Linked DNA regions of Mus musculus: all the other regions are linked to region 3. The links are chromatin loops, found by intact Hi-C in ENCODE. Cell type or tissue: heart. All regions are shown on one strand. Each heading gives the region's core, and the rest is flanking DNA. Links, peaks and the distances in the headings are about the cores only.

What was found. A loop is a pair of places that touch in the nucleus more often than their neighbours do. Peaks named below come from ENCODE experiments on the same cell type or tissue, not always from the same donor. Only the 100,000 strongest peaks of a DNase experiment are listed, where the experiment ranks them.
Region 1: a loop joins it to region 3, with 4 times the contacts of the local background. A loop is called at or near these places in 12 of 42 quality-filtered maps.
Region 2: it touches region 3 in a loop (2.4-fold over the local background); 2 of 42 quality-filtered maps call a loop at or near these places.

The regions. Positions count from the first base shown.
Region 1 is chr19:43,527,529-43,533,555 of GRCm38, forward strand. No RefSeq gene overlaps it. Among named protein-coding and RNA genes, the nearest start is that of Got1, 5.9 kb to the left of the region's middle. In heart, for the core only: CTCF peaks have their summits at 861 (motif pointing left), 2,857 (motif pointing right) and 3,141 (motif pointing right); DNase peaks (open chromatin) are centred at 713 and 2,863; H3K4me3 peaks cover 442 bases; H3K27me3 peaks cover 384 bases.
Region 2 is chr19:43,493,232-43,499,258 of GRCm38, forward strand. Cnnm1 (cyclin M1) reads left to right here. Exons shown (of 12, transcript NM_001373992.1): 11 at 479-580; 12 at 1,728-3,979. The coding sequence ends at 1,807. Among named protein-coding and RNA genes, the nearest start is that of Got1, 28 kb to the right of the region's middle. In heart, for the core only: CTCF peaks have their summits at 2,784 (motif pointing right) and 5,344 (motif pointing right); DNase peaks (open chromatin) are centred at 2,850 and 4,400; H3K4me3 peaks cover 1,143 bases; H3K27me3 peaks cover 975 bases.
Region 3 is chr19:43,750,568-43,756,594 of GRCm38, forward strand. It overlaps Cox15 (cytochrome c oxidase assembly protein 15), which reads right to left and starts at 2,433. Exons shown (of 9, transcript NM_144874.4): 1 at 2,255-2,433; 2 at 777-967. The coding sequence starts at 2,344. It overlaps Cutc (cutC copper transporter), which reads left to right and starts at 2,456. Exons shown (of 9, transcript NM_001113562.1): 1 at 2,456-2,653; 2 at 5,053-5,124. The coding sequence starts at 2,596. In heart, for the core only: a CTCF peak has its summit at 2,847 (motif pointing right); a DNase peak (open chromatin) is centred at 2,444; H3K4me3 peaks cover 1,856 bases; H3K27ac peaks cover 1,640 bases.

The sequences.
Region 1 (6,027 bases), core at 391-5,390, 220 kb before region 3:
CCTCACCCTCATCTCTTTTCTTCAAAACACAAAATAAAACTGCAAAAGAGGGGTTGGGAAGCCACCCGGCAACAGCTGTGTCTGGATCATTTCCAAGAGGCAGAGAGTCGGTGGCAACTGTCCGGGACTCTAAGCTAAGCCGCACCTGATTATTTCACTCCATCTTACGCCTCAGTGCCCAGAATGTCTAAACTTAAGAATAAGTTGGGGAGGGAAGAGTTTATAGCACTTTGGGATCCTCATATCTAGGCTACTTATATGTGTGCTGTCGCTAAGGGCATTTAGAGACTGTTTTATGCTGAGCCAATATTTCTTTAGAAACCTAAGCTGCAAGAGAAGGTGTGTTCAAGGGTCACTATGTAGCCAAATGGTGGGTTAGCCAAGCACAAACCCCACTAAAAGAGTTGTATAATGGAATGGTAACTGAATTCTCTTGCTAAAGCAAGCAGCCAGTTTTCAGCTTCTCCCTCAGGTTAACTAGCTGGGTCCTGGGTGAACCTGGGTGGAAGCTTTATGCTTATCTTTCCTATGTACAGCCCTCTACCAGCATATCCCCAGCCCCAGCCCTCTACCAGCATATCCCCAGCCCCAGCCCTCTACCAGCATATCCTCAGCCTCAGCCCTCTACCAGCATATCCCCAGCCCCAAACCCTGACCGCCTCAAGGTTCGTACCAAACCAGGATGCGCCTTGCTGTGTCCTATCTCATGAAAGGACATGCCCAGCGAGGCCTGAAGCAGACAGTTTCTAAACTTAGTCCTGGACTGGATACTCACATGTGCAGGTTTTATTTAAGGCTCAGAAGACCTTTATGTTCCAAAGATATCAACAGGCCCAAGTGCAGTGAATGCTACCCTCTACTGTTGACTGTAATTAACTCCCCGGCACCATTTAGAAATCGTTGTGCCATGTAATTTTTGTGTTTAAGAAGTATCTTAAGTACAACAGTTAAAAGCCTGACCTCTGGAAGTGGATTTCCTCTGCGTGTCTCCGTTTCCTCACCTGCAATATGAAGGTAATAATAGTTCTACCCCAGGGGGTTGTCAAGAAGATTAACTTGTTTAATGCAGTTGAGCGGTTCCGTGTGAAAGTCCTTTGAATTGTATCTCATAAGAACTCAGCAGATGCTAACAGTGTCCATCAAGTGTTAATGAGATTCGTCATCACCTCTGATATCACCAACTCTGCTTTGAGAGTCCTTTAGGCTTTTTATTGAACGATGAGCAACCCAGGTGAATTATATCTAAGCTTGGATTCAGAATGAAATTCCAGCTTTGCTCTGGGTGGTAGTGGTGGCTAACCCCAGCACTCGGGAGGCAGAGGCAAGTGAAGCTCTGAGTTCAAAACCAACCTGGTCTACAGAGCCAATTCCAGGACATACACTGGAAACCTTGTCTCGAAAAACAACAATAACAACAACAACAACAAAATTCAGCTTTGCCTCTTACTAGTTTTTGAGACACTGAGTTACTTAATGTGTCTGAGTTCTGCTGTTCATATCCGTTAAGTTGTAGCATATAGACGTGTGCACAGTTAGCACATGGGTAGAAGTTATTATTATTGTCATAGAGGTTACACTTTAGTCCCTAGACAGCTGGAAGGTAATGGTTGAGCTCTCTTTGAAGTCTGTTTGATCTGGCCTCTTAGTGGGTATGCACTCTGAAATATTTTCTAGACGGAGAAGGGGCCAGGTGTGGCGGTACATGTCTGTAATCCCAGCACTTAGAAGGCGGAGGGAGAATTTGAGGTCAGCCTTAGCTACTTAATAATTCTAAGAAGTTTTTGTAAAGATCTGTAAGTGCTAGAAAACAATTAAAGAAAACAAGATAATATATTCAAAAATGAACTAAAATATGAACATGGTAATAATAGCCTTTTATATCTTTCTCCCCAAGAGAAAAAAAAAATGTCTTAGAAACCATCCCATAATTCTCCTAACATCTGGGGGGAACCTTCATTTCCACTTGCAACTTTTTAATACAGTTCCTCATGTTGTGGTGACACCCAACCATGAGATTATTTTGTACTATTTTGTATTATTTCTATTATTATATGTATAAATGTAATTTTGCTACTGTTATAAATTATAATGTAAATGTCTGATATGGAGAAAGACCCTGAGGGACTAAGGGGTCTTCACCTACAGATTGAGAAACCACTGACTTAAAACAGCAAATAAAAAAACATTAAGAGCCGGGCATGGTGGCACGCGCCTTTAATCCCAGCACTCGGGAGGCAGAGGCAGGTGGATTTCTGAGTTCCAGGCCAGCCTGGTCTGCAAAGTGAGTTTCAGGACAGCCAAGGCTATACAGAGAAACACTGTCTCAAACAACAACAACAACAACAAAAGAAAGAAAGAAAGAAAGAAAGAAAGAAAAGAAAAGAAAAGAAAAATATTAAAAATACATAAATCACGGGGGCTGGCAAGATGGCTCAGCAGGTAAGAGCACTGAGTTCAAATCCCAGCAACCACATGGTGGCTCACAACCACCCGAAATGAGCTACAGTGTACCTATTTAAAATAATAAATAAACCTTTGGGCCAGAGCGAGCAAGGAAGCCAGTGGGACCAATGAGAGCGAATAAATAAATTTTTAAAAAATACATAAATCACAAAAAGAATACTAAGCAAAAAACAAACAAACAAAACAAAACAAAAACATTTCAGAATGGGCCCCGTGTCTACGTAGATCTGCTCATTATAGATGCAGTGTCTTACTGCTAACGTCATGCCTCCTCGCCTCCTCCTCCTCCTTCTTCTCCTCCTCCCTCCTCTTCCTCTTTTGAGATTTCATTTCTTGTTTTTTCATGAAGATGCTCCTGCAAGCATGTGCTCAAAGTTGCCACAAGAGGGCGTCGAATGCCTTGGAGTCGGGCGTACAGGCAGGCTGGAAAGGAGTCTCTGGAAGCTGAGCCGCCTCTCCAGCCCCAGTGACTTCCATTGTATCTCTCCGAGTTGTGTCCTTTCCCCTCTGTTTAGTTAGACATGACCTCAAGTTGTAAGCTTTGGTACAAGGTGGACGCAAATGAAAAGGGCACACTCAATGTCTTTGCCAGAAAACAGTGTTTTAACTCCTAACTTCTTAAGACACTATAACCGATGGCTTGACTCTTGCTCAAAGCCAGAAGAGACAAGCTTCTAACATTTCAACATCTGGCAGTAGAGGGCAGCACTACCCTTTTTTTGAGAAATGTTGAGCATCTAGGGAAAAGGGGAAAGGCTCCCAACCGTTTTGTTGTTGTTGTTTTAATTTTACTTTATCCATACAAGTTCTTTTTAAAATTTATTTTTCTTATTGCTTATTGGTCTTATAGAAGGAATCCCATATCTTCTATTTGCTTAATAATGGAAGACCGAGTACTTAGTGAAAACCAGAGTTTTCAGGTGTTCTGCTGGGTGTGCTGTCTGGCAAAGGTAAAAAGTGGCTCAACCTTAGGCAGCCAGATAGCAGTCTTCTATGAACACAGTAAACGCTCCTGAACTTTCTAGATCGTCTTTCTGAAGCAGGATGTGGGTTTTTTTAATGTGTGTAAATCATATGCTCACAACCCTGATGATGGCTTCTAAATTCTTACTCACTGACTTCATTCCGCTGTGTCAGTGTTCATTTCTAGCGCGTTTGGGGCGGATCAGGGCAAATGCAGACGTAGGCCAGGTATTGTGACTTTAAGGAACGATGTTCCACAGGGTGGGGGAGGGACTTCTTTGCTGAAGCTTCGGTTGCCTGACAGCTGTGCGTAAACAGCTTGTGTGCTCGATCGATTCTATTACACTATGATTTGAATTTCTCTAAGCAATAAAAGGGGGGGGGTCTGACTTTTGTGCTAAGTGTAGCTCAATCTCTTTGTCAGGAGGACACGGAGGAGAGAATAACCCTAATTTTAGAAAATATATAGCAGAAGTGTTCTTAGTATATTTGAGTTCTATCCTGACCCTGGAAAGATTTTTTGGCAACGAATCTTCAGTGCAAACTTAAACAACCCTCCTGAGGAGAAAGTGGTGGCAGACATTAAGTCTAGCCCCAGCCCTGCCTTGTCAACTGGGCGAATTATAACTTCTGAGCCTGTTTTCCTCCGCTCTTAAGCAGAGATGCCTCAGGATTTATTAGAAGAGCTAATTCAGAAAGTGGCATGGCTCAGTGGTTAGAGCACTGGCTGCTGCTCTTCTAGAGGATCCTGGTTCGATTCCCAGCAGCCACATGGCAGCTCACAACTGTCTGTAACTCCAATCCCAGGGGATCTGATGCCTTCCTCCGGCCGTTGTGAGCACTAGGCACACACGTGGTACACAGACATACATGCAGACAAAACACCCATACACATAAAAATAAATAAATGAGCAAAAATTTAATTGCTTTAAAAGCTATTTAGATACCTAACGAGTTTTTCTATCATTGTAGCCCAAAGAGGTCAATACTGTTCTAAACATATAAGACTTTCTGCTTCTTCTCATCTGGTGTCTTTACATTGCCTGGATTGCTAGTTAATTGTCATGTAACCTTAACTATCTCCCTAACTTGATTGCTAGTTTCTTAAGACCCAAAACCATTAGACCTAACTCTCTGCATGTTCCATGACAAAAAAAAAAAAAAAAAAAAAAAAAAAAAGGTATTTGGTGCCTAATTTGAACATAAATATTTGTTGATTGATTAAAGACAAGCTCTTTAAAATTACATTAATACAAAATTAGCTCTTTTGCCGTGTTTTTGTTTTTTTTTTTAAGTAACACTATCTTGACCATTTTAAGTTCACTATACAGTAGTGTTAGCCGTGTTTGCACTGTTGTGTAACAGCTCCCTGGACTTTTCCATCCAGGATGAAAACTGTTCATAACCCTCCCACATTGCTAGTTCCAGCTCCCAGAGGCTTCTTGGTCGACTGAGCAAAACAAGAAAAGAATTCATGAGTTTTTAGGAGTTTGGCTGTTTGGGGGGGTGGGGGTGTTTCCTGGTCACCTAGAGACTTCCATCCTTACCTTGTGGATAATCTGCACTAGTTTCTCTAAGCTGTGGAGTAGCCACAGGTCTGGGCAGAGGCACCAGAAAAGAAGCACTTTCACCAATTGTTTATGTCTGGTATATAACTGAGCACTAACGAGAAGAGAACTATCAGGACAAAACTAGATATTCACCTTGATAATTATTTGATTTTCAGAATAACTGAGTTTTGTTATATAGTGAAAACAATGTTGTTTTTTTTTTTTTATGTGTATGAGTGGTTTCGCCTGCATGTTTTTTTTTTTTTTTTTTTGCCTGCAGTGTGTGTGCAGTGCCCTCAGAAGTGAGACCATGTTGTTAGATCCCCTGGACCTGGAGTTACAGACAGTTGTAAGCTTTGATGTGGGTGCTGGGAACCGAGCCCAGGTCTTCTGCAAGAGGAATAAGTGCTCCTGACCAAGGAACAACGTCTTCAGAGCCCCCCACCCCCAAAATAGATAACTGGTCACAAACAGAAGCAGCCAACAAATATCTCAAAATGACTCTCATTATTAATTTGGAGTCATACCAATTTATCGATGCTTACCCACCACGCGGATAAAAATGTAAAATACTGATTAGCGTTGGGGAGAAAGAGCACTGGCATCACTGTTGAGGGCAGTGCCCCTCCATAGACTCTGAAGAGAGCATCTCCGCAACATTAAGGTGTGCATGCCATGTCTAAGAGCCTACCCCAGTGAAATGTATACAAGTCTGCAAAGATAGGCAGCTACACAGACAATAAGCAATACAGCACTGTTTGAACAACAACAACAACAACAAAAAACCTAGCGAATACTAGTATTATTTTTTTATAAACTCTCAAGTCATACTTTGGTTGAAAACTACCAGATTTGAAAGGGATTTCATAAAGATATAAATTAATGTAGATTCTAAAAATGAAAATTGGGTAGAAAAGTGGGGAAGTGAACAGGCATTGTCAAACATGTAATACTTTAAAACTCAATGTAGCCGGGCACTGGTGGCGCACGCCTTTAATCCCAGCACTCGTGAGGCAGAGGCAGGCAGATTTCTGAGTTCAAGGCCAGCCTG
Region 2 (6,027 bases), core at 391-5,390, 260 kb before region 3:
TACAGGTCCTGTTGTCTGTTCCCTTTGTGGCAGTAAAATGTCACTTGCCAACTAATAAACAACACCTTTCAGGAGTCTGTCTACCTGTCTCTGTCTCTGTCTCTGTCTGTCTGTCTCTCTCTCTCTCTCACACTGTCACTCACAGAGAGGTCCCACCCTTTTACCCTGTCACTCACAGAGAGGTCCCACCCTTTTACCCTGTCACTCACAGAGAGGCCCCACCCTTTCACCTTGTCACTCACAGAGAGGCCCCACCCTTTCACCTTGTCACTCACAGAGAGTCCCACCCTTTTACCCTGTCACTCACAGAGAGGTCCCACCCTTTTACCCTGTCACTCACAGAGAGGTCCCACCCTTTTACCCTGTCTCTCACAGAGAGGTCCCACCCCTGGACCCTGTCTGTCACTCTCAGAAAGGCATCCCTCAGAACCTCCCTGATGACATTTAGGTTGGAGACCTGAGTCTGCTCTCCCTTCAGCTTCGGATCCTGAATGCTGTAATATCCACCTGGATCCAGAGGCCAGCCCCTGCAGCAGCGACTCTGAGGAAAACATGGGCAAGAAGCTGCTGAGAACCTTGAGTGAGTATCCCTCTCCCAGACCAAAGCTCCTCACCAAGTAGTTGGGAAAGCAAGTGAGGCCTGTCCTCCCGGGGGGAGGGGGTGGGGTGAGGCTTGCATACTCTTACCACAGCTCTGGAAATCCACAGCAGGGCCTGAGCCAGCGCCACACCTGTGATACTGCTCAAATCTGTCCCATCGCACTGGTGATCTCCTAGGACAGGAGTCTTACAGACATGTCTTAAAGTCAAATTCTGACTAGTCATGTGATTTTTTTATAGTAGGGACCTTTGGACCATAGGTCCGTTTGTCATATGTAGTCACAGTGGTAAGACTGAACGATTGTGACAGAGACCTTAGAGCCTGTAAAACCTATAATATTTACTGTATAGTCCTTTGGGAAAAAAACTGTGTCCAGGAGACTCCAAGAAAGGAAAGCAAAGGGCTGGACCATGTCTCTGTGGGTGAGGGTGCTTGCTGCCGGGCCTGAGGGCCTGAGTTCGAGCCCAGGACCCACGTGGTGAGAGGAGAGAATGACACCGTGGCACCCACACGACAACACACATCCATACACACATGTGCAAATGCGCACACATGAAATAAATATTCTTTAAGGAGGGGAAGGAGAGCATCCTCCTCCTGAGACAGAGGTCAACAGCTGAGAAAGCAGGATGAAAATGCTCCTGAAAACCCCCAAAGTCCGCCTTCGAGGGCATTATCCAATCAGCATCACCTGGCCCAGGGTAGGCGGGAGATGCCCTGAACCAGGGCCCTGGGGAAGTCCTGAACCCAGCTGTGGCCCATGGGACACGAAAGACTGGGAGACTAGTACTGTGTGGTGTCTGGCAGTCAGTTGAGCTGGGGCCTTCCAGGGAAAAGAGAGATGGCTTTTGGGGGACTACCTCAATCCCTTCTGTGCACCCTCTACTATACGCTAGTGCCAGGGGGACTGAGCCTTTTCAGAAATGCTCCTCTTTTGGGAAAGTGCTTCAAGGTGTAAAGGTGCAGACATCCGCACCATGGTTCCATTGCATGAGTTCCAAGGCAGGGCTATGTCTCCCCTCCTGCGTCTGTGAGGACAGAAGAGTCCTCAGGCTGCTGACAGTGCGTGAACGTCCCCCGTCCCCCCCCCCCATCCCCCCATGGATGCTGACAACCTGTTTTTCAGGTGGCCGGAAAAGAAAGAAGTCCGCAGACGGGGAGCGAGCCTCCGAGGAAAACTCCAATTTAACGCCCCTGATCACATGACCAGGTCTTCCCTCATTGGCTGAGTGTGAGACTCTGAGGCTTTGGGGGAAGACCCACCCTCCCGTCACTCGCCACCCCCAAGGCCTCCCATCAGTGACAGAACATTCGGCCCTTCACCCTTCACCCCTCAGTCAGTCTGGCACGTTTTATCAGTTGCCTCCAGTCTGACACAGAAGGAGACGCCTGTAATGGAAGACGCTAGAAATGGTTTTGTCTGTAGCATAGTCTAAGAACTGGCCAGGGCCGACGCAAAGCTGAGAATGCCATTCTGAGGCTCCCAATAATAATCTTTGTTCTTTGGTGTCCCTGGGCCACAGGAGACCCATGTCCTGGAATTCACCATTCTTTCTTCCAGGACAAAATAATGCTTTCTACCATAGTTCATGCTTAGCATTCGCTCAGACAGTGATGCGGGCAGAGAGGTGTACTGGAGTCTAGAGGAGCCGGTGTGAAAATCAGCTCCAGGGATGGACAGATGGACAAGGATTGTTCCCTGTTAGTGTGTGGATTCTCCCCACAGCCTGGGGAAGGGCAGTTCGGCTGCAGTGAAGAAAGAGAGAGGAAGCCCTGAGTCCCTGTATCTCCCAGAGACGTCAGTTTGGGCTTCCCGAGTCTATAAGCTTGCTTCAGAAGAGGAGGTTCAGGGGACACAGAGACCAAGTTGTGAGCCAGATACAGAACTTCAGGTTTTAAGTGAAAATAAAAGCAGGAAAAAAAAAAAAAAACAACTTACATGAAAAATTGTAAGTTGTTAAAATTTGTGTAGCCATGATAAACCAAAGAGTGCCCAGGTCGGCCAGGACGGATGTGCCGTGCTGTCACGGGACTTCACTGTGCTTGACACAGGAATGTTGAACGCTCATTTTTCTTTTTCACATACCCCCTCCTCAGGCCTCTTTACTACATCCCTTGCTGGTCAGCTAAGTATTCCAAAAACCTACCAGATCCAGGGGTTTTAGCCCTGGATGTTGGGGCAGATGCAATTCTAATCATAACCACAAGATGGCAGAGTGACCATGCATATCTACTCCTACGAATCATGTAGGTGTTGGGAAACACAACCAGCCCAAGGGAAAATTTCAAAGTCAAGTTTGAGTTTCTGATTCGTTTCCCACCCCATCCTTGCACACCTCCAGTCAGTGCCCAGAGATCCAGTGCTGCCTGCTGAATCTCCAACTATTCCCTAGCTGCCTCCCCCAACCTCCACTCCCACCCCACCCCCATTCAGTCACGGGGAAATACTTGCCCACAGGAACTTTTAACTCAGGGGTTGTTGACCTGGGGCCATTACCCCATGGGGGTCCATAGTTTGACTCCAGTGGGCTAAAGAGCCCTTAAAATTGTCGGAAGTGTTTTTGTGTGTTTTTCAGAAGCTTGAAGCTTTCTTAATATTCTCAAAGTTCCCAGATCCAGGAAGGCTTTTTAACTGTTTTGAATAATGGAACTTTCAGCCCGATGTTTCTGCAATGCAGAGTGAATTCTGGGATGCTTGAGAAGAGTGTTTGATTATAAAGTGGTGAAGCATTCTTGTCAATGGGGGAAGGTTGGGACCCACCAAGACAGGGTCCTTAGAAATCCCTGGCACACCACGCAGTAGGGTCACAACCTACATCCCATATAACTTTTGCCCACTGTCTACCAAACCCACAGTAGGTATTGCCAAGAGGGCCGTAGCCCATGGGAGGGAAGTTTGGAGCCAGAGATGCCTCTTCTGTGTATGTCATGGACTTCACATGCCCCTTGTTTAGCCTGGCTGCCCTGAGGCTCAGCCATGCATGTGTTCTAGCTAAGTCCACAGCCACCTCTCCCAACCTGCTCCTGCCTGCTCAGAATACAGTGCCAGCCCTTAGTGCTGGTGTCGCAGACCTAGGCCAGTAAGTGATGATGAGTTTGGAACAAGATCTCACAAGGGAGCCCTGCTAGGTAAAGTTCCCTCTCATTAGTCCTTTGGCCACCAGGCTCAGGCCACTACTGTTGTATTAACTCCACCCTCTGCAGACCCTCTAAGGGACCTGTCACCATTCCTTTCCCTAGCTCCCAAGCCCCACCCCCCCCCTCCGATTTTCTTCAGGTTAAAATACATTTTAAAAAAAGATTTTAAAATAAAGTATTTATGAAAACTCAATAAATTGTAAATAATTTTTAAATAAAATAAAAATGTGTTTTCCTGGACTAGCTGCTTTGCTTGCCCATGGGATTCTGGAGTTTGAAAATGGTTTCATTTGAGATGCGTGTCAGACAATGCACAGGTGTCAACATCTCACCTGTGTGGCCCACCTGCCTGCAGGGCACTAACTACCCTTGAGGCAGGTGCGAGGCTGAGGTAAGGTTACAGCAAAGTTCGGGTACTTCAGGTAGACTTTGCTTTGGGAAGTCAGGTGAGTCGGATTTTTATAGGAATGAACGGCAGAAGAGGGAAGTAAACCTAAGACTGGATGTAAGTGGAGACAAGGGGGTATTAAGAGGATACTGAGAAGGGCCAGTGGCTGCTGAACCCATGTGACCATGAGAAAAGACCAGGATGTTGGAGGCCAGACCCTACACCCCTGAGACTCTGCTGGCTTTCTCGGACCTTCTGGAACATCAAGATGGCCCCATTCCAGTGGTTCCTACGCAAAGGCTAGAGGCAGGAACAAGAAAGCAGTGGGCCAGAGGTTCCGTGTGCAGTTAGCTGGCTCCAGAAGGCGGACCAGCCAGGCAGCTTGCAAGCAGTGTAACAAGACCATTAGAGGGTTATGCTGGAACAATACAGGATTCTTCTCTGGAGACCCAATCGGGGCTATTCTTTCCTTAATACGCTAAAGGCTGTTTTCTCTGGGCTACACTTAGCAGGTGGTGTAATAAAGGCTGCTTAACTCATTTCTCAAAACTGCCTCTCAAAGGCGCTGATGCCTTTGGACAACTTGATTGAAGTTTTGGCAAGTTGGAGTTTTCTGTTTGCCCACCTCTGAAGTCTACCATGCACCCACATCTGAGAGCTCTTGCAGTGTCCCCCAAACATCCACAGAACCCCAGACACAGTACAGGACACGCTAACCAATTTGTCCCACTTCATCTTTTTTTTTTTTCTTTAAAATACTAAAAACTTTTTTAGCATGTTGGTACTGGCATTGAGACTTAAAGTTGTTTCCTTAATTTAAATAGTTTTGGCACTCCCCCTAGAAGAAAAATTAGAAATTTTTCTAATAAATAAATTTTTATAAAATAAATTTAAAAATAAAAAACTAGAAGAAAAATTCTCTTTCCCTAACAAGAAAAGTATGCCCTAGTAAGAGTTTACTGGGGAGCCAGTCAGTGGTGGCGCACACCTTTAATCCCAGCACGGGAGGCAGAGGCAGGCAGATTTCTGAGTTTAAGGCCAGCCTGGTTTACAGAGTGAGTTCCAGGACAGTCAGGGATACACAGAGAGACCCTGTCTCAAAAAAAAAAAAAAAAAAAAAAAAGGTGGGGGGTGGTTACTGGGTAGGACATTTTGGAGGGCCACATTGATCAAAATTGTTTTTTAAGATTTATTTATGTGTATGCCTTAGCATATGTAGGTACCCCTGGAAGCCAGAAGAGGGCGTCAGATCCCCTTGATCTGGAATTCCGGGCAGTTGTGGTTTCATGTGGGTGCTAGAAACAGAACCCCAGTCCTCTGCAAGAGCAACAAGCAATGCTCTTTTGCTCACAACAACCAAGTCTGTCCCCATCAGAGGTACTGGAGTCTGATGGCTTAAGCCACCCCTAGGGAGAATGCAAGAAACTCTTCCAGGGAAGGCAGCATCCTAGAGCTGAAAGAACAAACCTCAATAAAGGATACAAATGGAAACAAGCTGCAAGCTAACGTCTAATAACCTTTACCTCGTCCACACCCAGCAGCCTGGGGCACCTACAGAGAGTCAGCCCAGCCAGATGGTAGGATCTGCAAGGGCGGAGGGCTTTGCAAAGGAAAGCCAGACCAGGGATAACCACCGTTCCTCTCCGAAGGCAGGAAGCCAGACTGTTTCAGTACCAACAGACTGATTCAAAGAAAGGAATGAGGAATGACGGCAGAATGACAGCAACAGTCCAAATTCTGGCTCAAGGTCAAAGGTCTTTTTTTAAACTAAAAGGCCCTACTAACAGAACAGGGTGTCTTGGTAAGCTTGGAAAGAATTCCGTACCACACCCAGAGGAAAGGGGGTGAGTCAGAGACAACAGGAAGCAAGCAGACTGTTTCACTGCGGTAGCCAGGCTAG
Region 3 (6,027 bases), core at 345-5,344:
GCACTTTAAAATCCAAATCCTGTCCTTGTAACCTTTGGAGGATCTTGGCAACAGACTCATTATTTTGGAAATTAGTGAACAAAGAAAACCAGTATCCTCCTCCTGCCTTTCTCATAAAGACTATCTCCTGGGGTGATGACAACACAAACTACCATTTTGGAATTCTCACGAAATAATGGATTCAGGCAATAGTAATCAAGTCAGCTGAATAATGGATTCAGGCAATAGTAATCAAGTCAGCTGAAGTCCCCAACAGATCCCGGAGTGAATGCTGCATCACCTAGGCAATGTTCTGTCCCCTCATTCCCAATCTGAATCTAATAAACAACTACTCATTTAAAGGACAAAGGATATGTTAACCATCACCAGATAGTCCCTGGTTACTTTGGGTAACCACAGGACAAATGACTTGGTCTTGTACAATAATAACAGAGCTATAATAAATACATAAAAGTAAAAGATGTTAGAGGAAGGGAAAGCCTAAATCCATAAAGTCAGTTTATAGATATTAAGACAACCTAAGAGATACATGAAGCGGCTGTGATTTATGTATGATCTTAACACTGGAGAGGTAAAAATATATAGAAACAACGCCCAGCAACAGTTAAGACTGAAACTGGTCCTGATAATGAAACTCCTACTAATAAAAAGCCAACCTGTTCTAAGGCAGAGCAGGCTACCAGTTTCCCCATCTGTAATGGAGCGAGCTAGAGTAGATGAGGCCCAACGCTCCCTTTTTGGCTGATAACCTGATTCACCAAGAGTAAATGACTCACCTGGTCACTCCTCCCAGAATAACTGCTCCAGCCACTGTCCCACTGCACACCAGAAGCCATCGGCCCACCGCCCGCTCGGCTGCCCTCGAAGGAAGGGACACTGTCCCTTTTCCGGATTGCAGAGCCACTTCAGTGATGGTGCTGTACTGTCCTGGCCTCAGAGGACGCTGGCTGCCACAGCTGCTGCCACACTAAGGAGCAAGACAGAAAATCGTAACTGAAGAATCTGCTACCAACACTTATCCTCAATTTAACTGGAGTAAAGCCCCTGTAAGGCTGCATTTCACAGCTACCGCTCTGGTTAATCACCGACTCTCATCTGCACTACTGAGCCCTTTCTTACTGGGTTCTCAGTCTCTAAATGTGCTATTCCCTCCCACACACTTCCATTTATACTACCCACTGGAGATCGGGGCTGGCATCGTTATGCCCCAGACTTTCCTGGATCTTACAACAGGTTACTGTCACAGCACAAAGTACCTTCCCTACCACAAGCCTTAACACACAGTCATGTATCAGGTGATCTGTCCCTATGCCCCACTAAGCTGGGAGCTCTTCCTCTTGCTCCCTTTGTAGTACTGGGTCCTTACACAGCAAGACCTAATACATATTTGGTACTCGAACTAACAATTGAATGAACTGACTCCTCAAGGGCAGGCACTATGTGGGCATATTTTTTTTTCCAGGAACATAACAAACTCTAGAATTCTCTGGTTTCTCTTCACACCATAAAGATCTTTCACCTTTTACTACTGATTATCAGAGAAGAGAATACATGTCTTCTTTTGAGTCTAACACTAAGAGCAAAAATATGTTGGCCGGGCGGTAGTAGCGCACACCTTTAGTCCCAGCACTCGGGAGGCAGAGGCAGGTGGATTTCTAAGTTCAAGGCCAGCCTGGTCTACAAAGTGAGTTCCAGGACAGCCAGGGCTACACAGAGAAACCCTGTCTCGAAAAACCAAAAAAAAAAAAAAAAAAAAAAAAGTATGTTCAGTTTCCTACTTCTAAGTAACTGGGTATCTTAGACAAGCAACTTAAAGTAAGTCTCAATTTCCTTCACTGTGGAATGGGGCTACATAGGAGTTCCTGACTGCCTGGTGGCTTTTAGCAAAAACCAAATGTGCAAATAAATGCATAAATAAATAAAATAAAAAGAAAAGAAAAATTACTGAGCCTTTATCACGTGCTAAGGGTTTGATGTATATTTAAAATTTTAATCCTTACAAACACCTTGTGTAACAGGTCGTTCTCCCATTCTACAGAAAAGGAAATTGAAACTTAAAAGCTAAGTAAATTGGTCAGTCATACACAGCAGTGGGTAATATTTCCGGATCCGCATTCAGGGAGGTGTCGGGACACAAGGAAATATGTCCTGAAATGAGAAGGCGAGCCGGACTTGCAGGGCGGTCCGTTTACTTTATCCTGGCCTTTTTTATCCCAGCCCGGCTTCCGTGATCCGAGCCAGCAGGAGTGGGTACCTGTGTTCTGGACGCCACCCTAGGGACCAGGAGCCCGACATTGCGGCTCCCCGTCAAGGCCCTCAGGGACGGAAGGAGCAACCGTTGCATGCTGACAGTACAGCGCCACTGCCGGAGCGCCCCAGCGAGCTGCGGTCCGCTTCTCCGCTCCCGAAAGAACAAGCACTTCCGGGTCAGGCGTCGTGCGCGCCCCCTCGCGCTAGGTTGGCCACTGCGCGTGCACGCACGACTCCCTGGGAGGCTGCCGGGCACGGGCGTCGGGGACGCGCCTCCTCCGTCGCTCGCGCGGCCGCGGGGACTCAGTGGAAACCGAAGGCGAGCGAGGGAGGAACGCGGGAAGCATGAAGAAAGGGGCTTCTTGCGAGCGGAAACAGGCGTGGATATCGTCGGGGAAGGCGGGTGCGGAAGGTGGCGGGGCAGGGGGGCGGTCGGCCGGTGGACCCCGGGGTGGGTCCCGGCTTGCCAGGCTTTCCCGCGGTCGAGTTTCTCAGTGCTCCGGAGTCCCGGGCAGTCACGCAGTCCCTCAGCTGCTCCTGGATCCCCGCCAGTCTCGCAAGTGCCCTCAGCGTCCCGCCGCCCCTAGGGCCACAAGAGGGCACCATACCACCTCCCTGTCTCTGTGGTAGATAATAAAAGTGTGGTGACAGCTCTACAACCTAGAGCTGCCACCGAGGGTGGCGAGTGGGATCCGTTCCCACAGCCATTGCGTAACAGATGACTGGTTGCTTCCTGCGGGAGATATGCCTATTAATATGTCAAGACAAATAACTTTTATGAAGGATAAATATCCCTAAACAAAACAGCAAAAGGGGCAATGCTCTGTATTTTGCAAATCTCTTTTAATATCTCACTTGATGGAAGGTAGTTGGATTCTCATACCTGTCTCAGCGTGTTTAAGTGTTCTAAAGCTGCAGTCCGCTCCCAAGAGGCAAATACAGACACAGACTCCCCAAAGCCATCTGGAGTCTCTAACTTTGAGCACTACTGCTTCAAATGTCTTTTTTGATCCCTACTTTTTGCTTTTTGCTCAGGCTCCTGTTGCAACAGTTTGTAGACATTCCCATACTTTTGTATGGAGCTCCTGATACTCCTTCAGCATCTTCAGCCCCACTGGTGGGGCTGTTACCAGATTTGTGGAGTTACTGTATTGTTGTTTACGACCATTGGTTAATGTTTGAATCCTAATCTATGGGACTGATAGTCTTTTATTAAATCAATGACTATTGCAACTTATTAGGAGGTGACAGATTTTTGTTTGTTTCTCCAAGTAATCTTTCATCATAAAAGCAATATCAGGTAGAAGAAGTCAAGCAATATAGAAAGGTAAAAATAATTCCAAATTCATTGCCCAGGAGTAACCACTATTAGAATGTGGTGACTGTTCTCGCAGAGATCAATACATGAAGCATGAATTAAACACTTTAAAAGTGTGTTGGTAATTATTGTGTGGGGGTGGGTACATGTGCCATAGTAAGTGTGTGGAGGTCTGAGGACAGCTTTGTCGAGTTAATTCTCTCCTTCCAACTTTAAATACATTCAGGGAATGAGCTCAGGTTGTCAGACTTGCACAGTAAGTAGCTTTACCCATTGAGCCATTTTCTAGGCTCCAACATTTAAAACTGATAACTAAAAGTGAGTTATATGGGCTGAAGAGATGGCTCAGCGGTTAAGAGCACTGACTGCTCTTCAATTGAACCTGAGTTCAATTCCCAGCAACTACATGGTGGCTCACAACCATCAGTAATGGGATCTGATGCCCTCTTCTAGTGTGGGTCTGAAGACAGCTGCAGTGTATTCATATAAATAAAAATTAAATAAATCTTTTTTAAAAATGAGTTATACATTTAACTTGCAGGAAAACCCCAAAGCTGCTAACACCACACTTTTTATTATCAACATATGAATCTGTAATTCAGATTTTACTGTATATTTGACTTGTTAGCATGGTAGGACCGACCTTTGCTTTCTGAGAGGTGACTATAAAGAATCCTTATAATGACCTTATTAAGGAACTTCACGTCAACTATAACGACCAGATGTTTATCTCATAAATAAGAGGTGAAACTAGGGGTTTAGTGAGAAATATATAAACTCAAGTTATTGGAGTTCAAAAGAAGTAGATAAAAGTTTCTACTTTGGGAGGAAAAAAAAAAAACGTGGAAATGTGACTTGGTATGGTCCTTGGAAAAGTTTAGCATTCGAAGATTAAACTAGAAGGGTTTTGTCAACTGAGATAGTATAATCATTGGCAAAAATGGAGACTGAAGGGAATGAGTCATAAAGAGGAAACCCTGTATCTTAATGGGTTTGAATGCTTAGTATGAGAGCCTTTATGTAAGTTATCTCAGTGTTCAGTACCCTGAGGTAGGAACTGAAGCCCACTCTTGTTTTATAGAAAATGTAAGTAACTTGTCTGGGATCACACAGGGAATAAAGTAGTGGGACCAGGGTTTGAAATCCAATTCTCGTTTTTTATAACGCCTGGCATTGAGAAACACTCTGAGAGTCTGAGCTGGGATACACGGGGATGAGGTCTCTGTGTTAGGGAGATTAGTGTCCCATTTACTGTGTAGTAAAGATGGTTTCAGTTTGGTTTCTTATGTGTGTGTCTGTATATCTATTTCATGGTCTAGAGATGTCAATTTTAATGAATGACATTTTACCACATAGATGGGCCTTAGTGCATCAATTTATTATTCTATTGCACATGTGAATTCAGGCAGCAAAATTATGAAGTATTTATGGGAGATTTGTATTAATTGCTAGTTCCTTCAAGAATGTCTGTTCATATATTTTAGGAGCAGGAAATGGATTTCTTATGGAAGTGTGTGTAGATTCGGTGGAGTCCGCTGTGAATGCAGAAAGAGGAGGTAAGGAAAACTAGATGATACATGATGGCTGGCAACCTTTTGAGAGTCTGAAAATGAATCCTATGAACTGACCTCAAAAGCTTTGCACGTGGGAGGCTACAGCAGAAGTGCCACTATGAGTTCCATGTGAGTTATTGAGACTCCATTAAAAAAATTTAAAAAGCCTTGTCATCTCTCCAATAGCAACAGTCCTTTCAGAAACAACTAACTAGAAAACCTACTGAAGAGCTTGGTGTGGTGGTGCGTGCTTACAGTCCCAGCATGGTCTAATCTGTCTAATCTCCCCATTCCCCAAGCAGGCCACATTTCAAGTCAAGTGTCTATAATCCTGCTAACTCATTAACATGATTATTTTATTGCACTTGACACAAATTTAAAAGTTTGAAAGAGTTTAAAGATCTCTTAGGGGTCTGAGCATAAGAGTTTAGTTTGGCTCCCAGTTTGAAGCACTGAAGGCATGGCAGCAGAGCGTGGTGAGACAGCTGTGTCTGTGTCTTACATTGTGTCTGTAGTCAGGAAACAGAAATGGATGCTGGTGCTCAGTTGGCTTCCTCTCTGTTTTTGGTTTGGAACTCCAGCCTATGAAATAGTGCTACCCACATACAATGTGAATCTTTACTTCTCAGTGAAACTTCTCTGGAAACTCCCTCAAAGATGCACTCAAGAGATGTGTCTACTAGGGGAATCCTAGTCTAGTCAAATATGTGTTTTAATCTATCATAGTTATTTTATTTATTGGTGCTTATAATGTCCTATCTTTGGCTTGTGAGAGCCTTGTTGCTGAGACCTTTTAATACAATCCCAGTAGTCTGAAAGTTCCTTCCCTATCACCATTCCCTTCATCTCAAAATTACCTTGATAGATACTCCAAAGTAACTGGTTTGCTTTTTAAAGCTCTGAGGA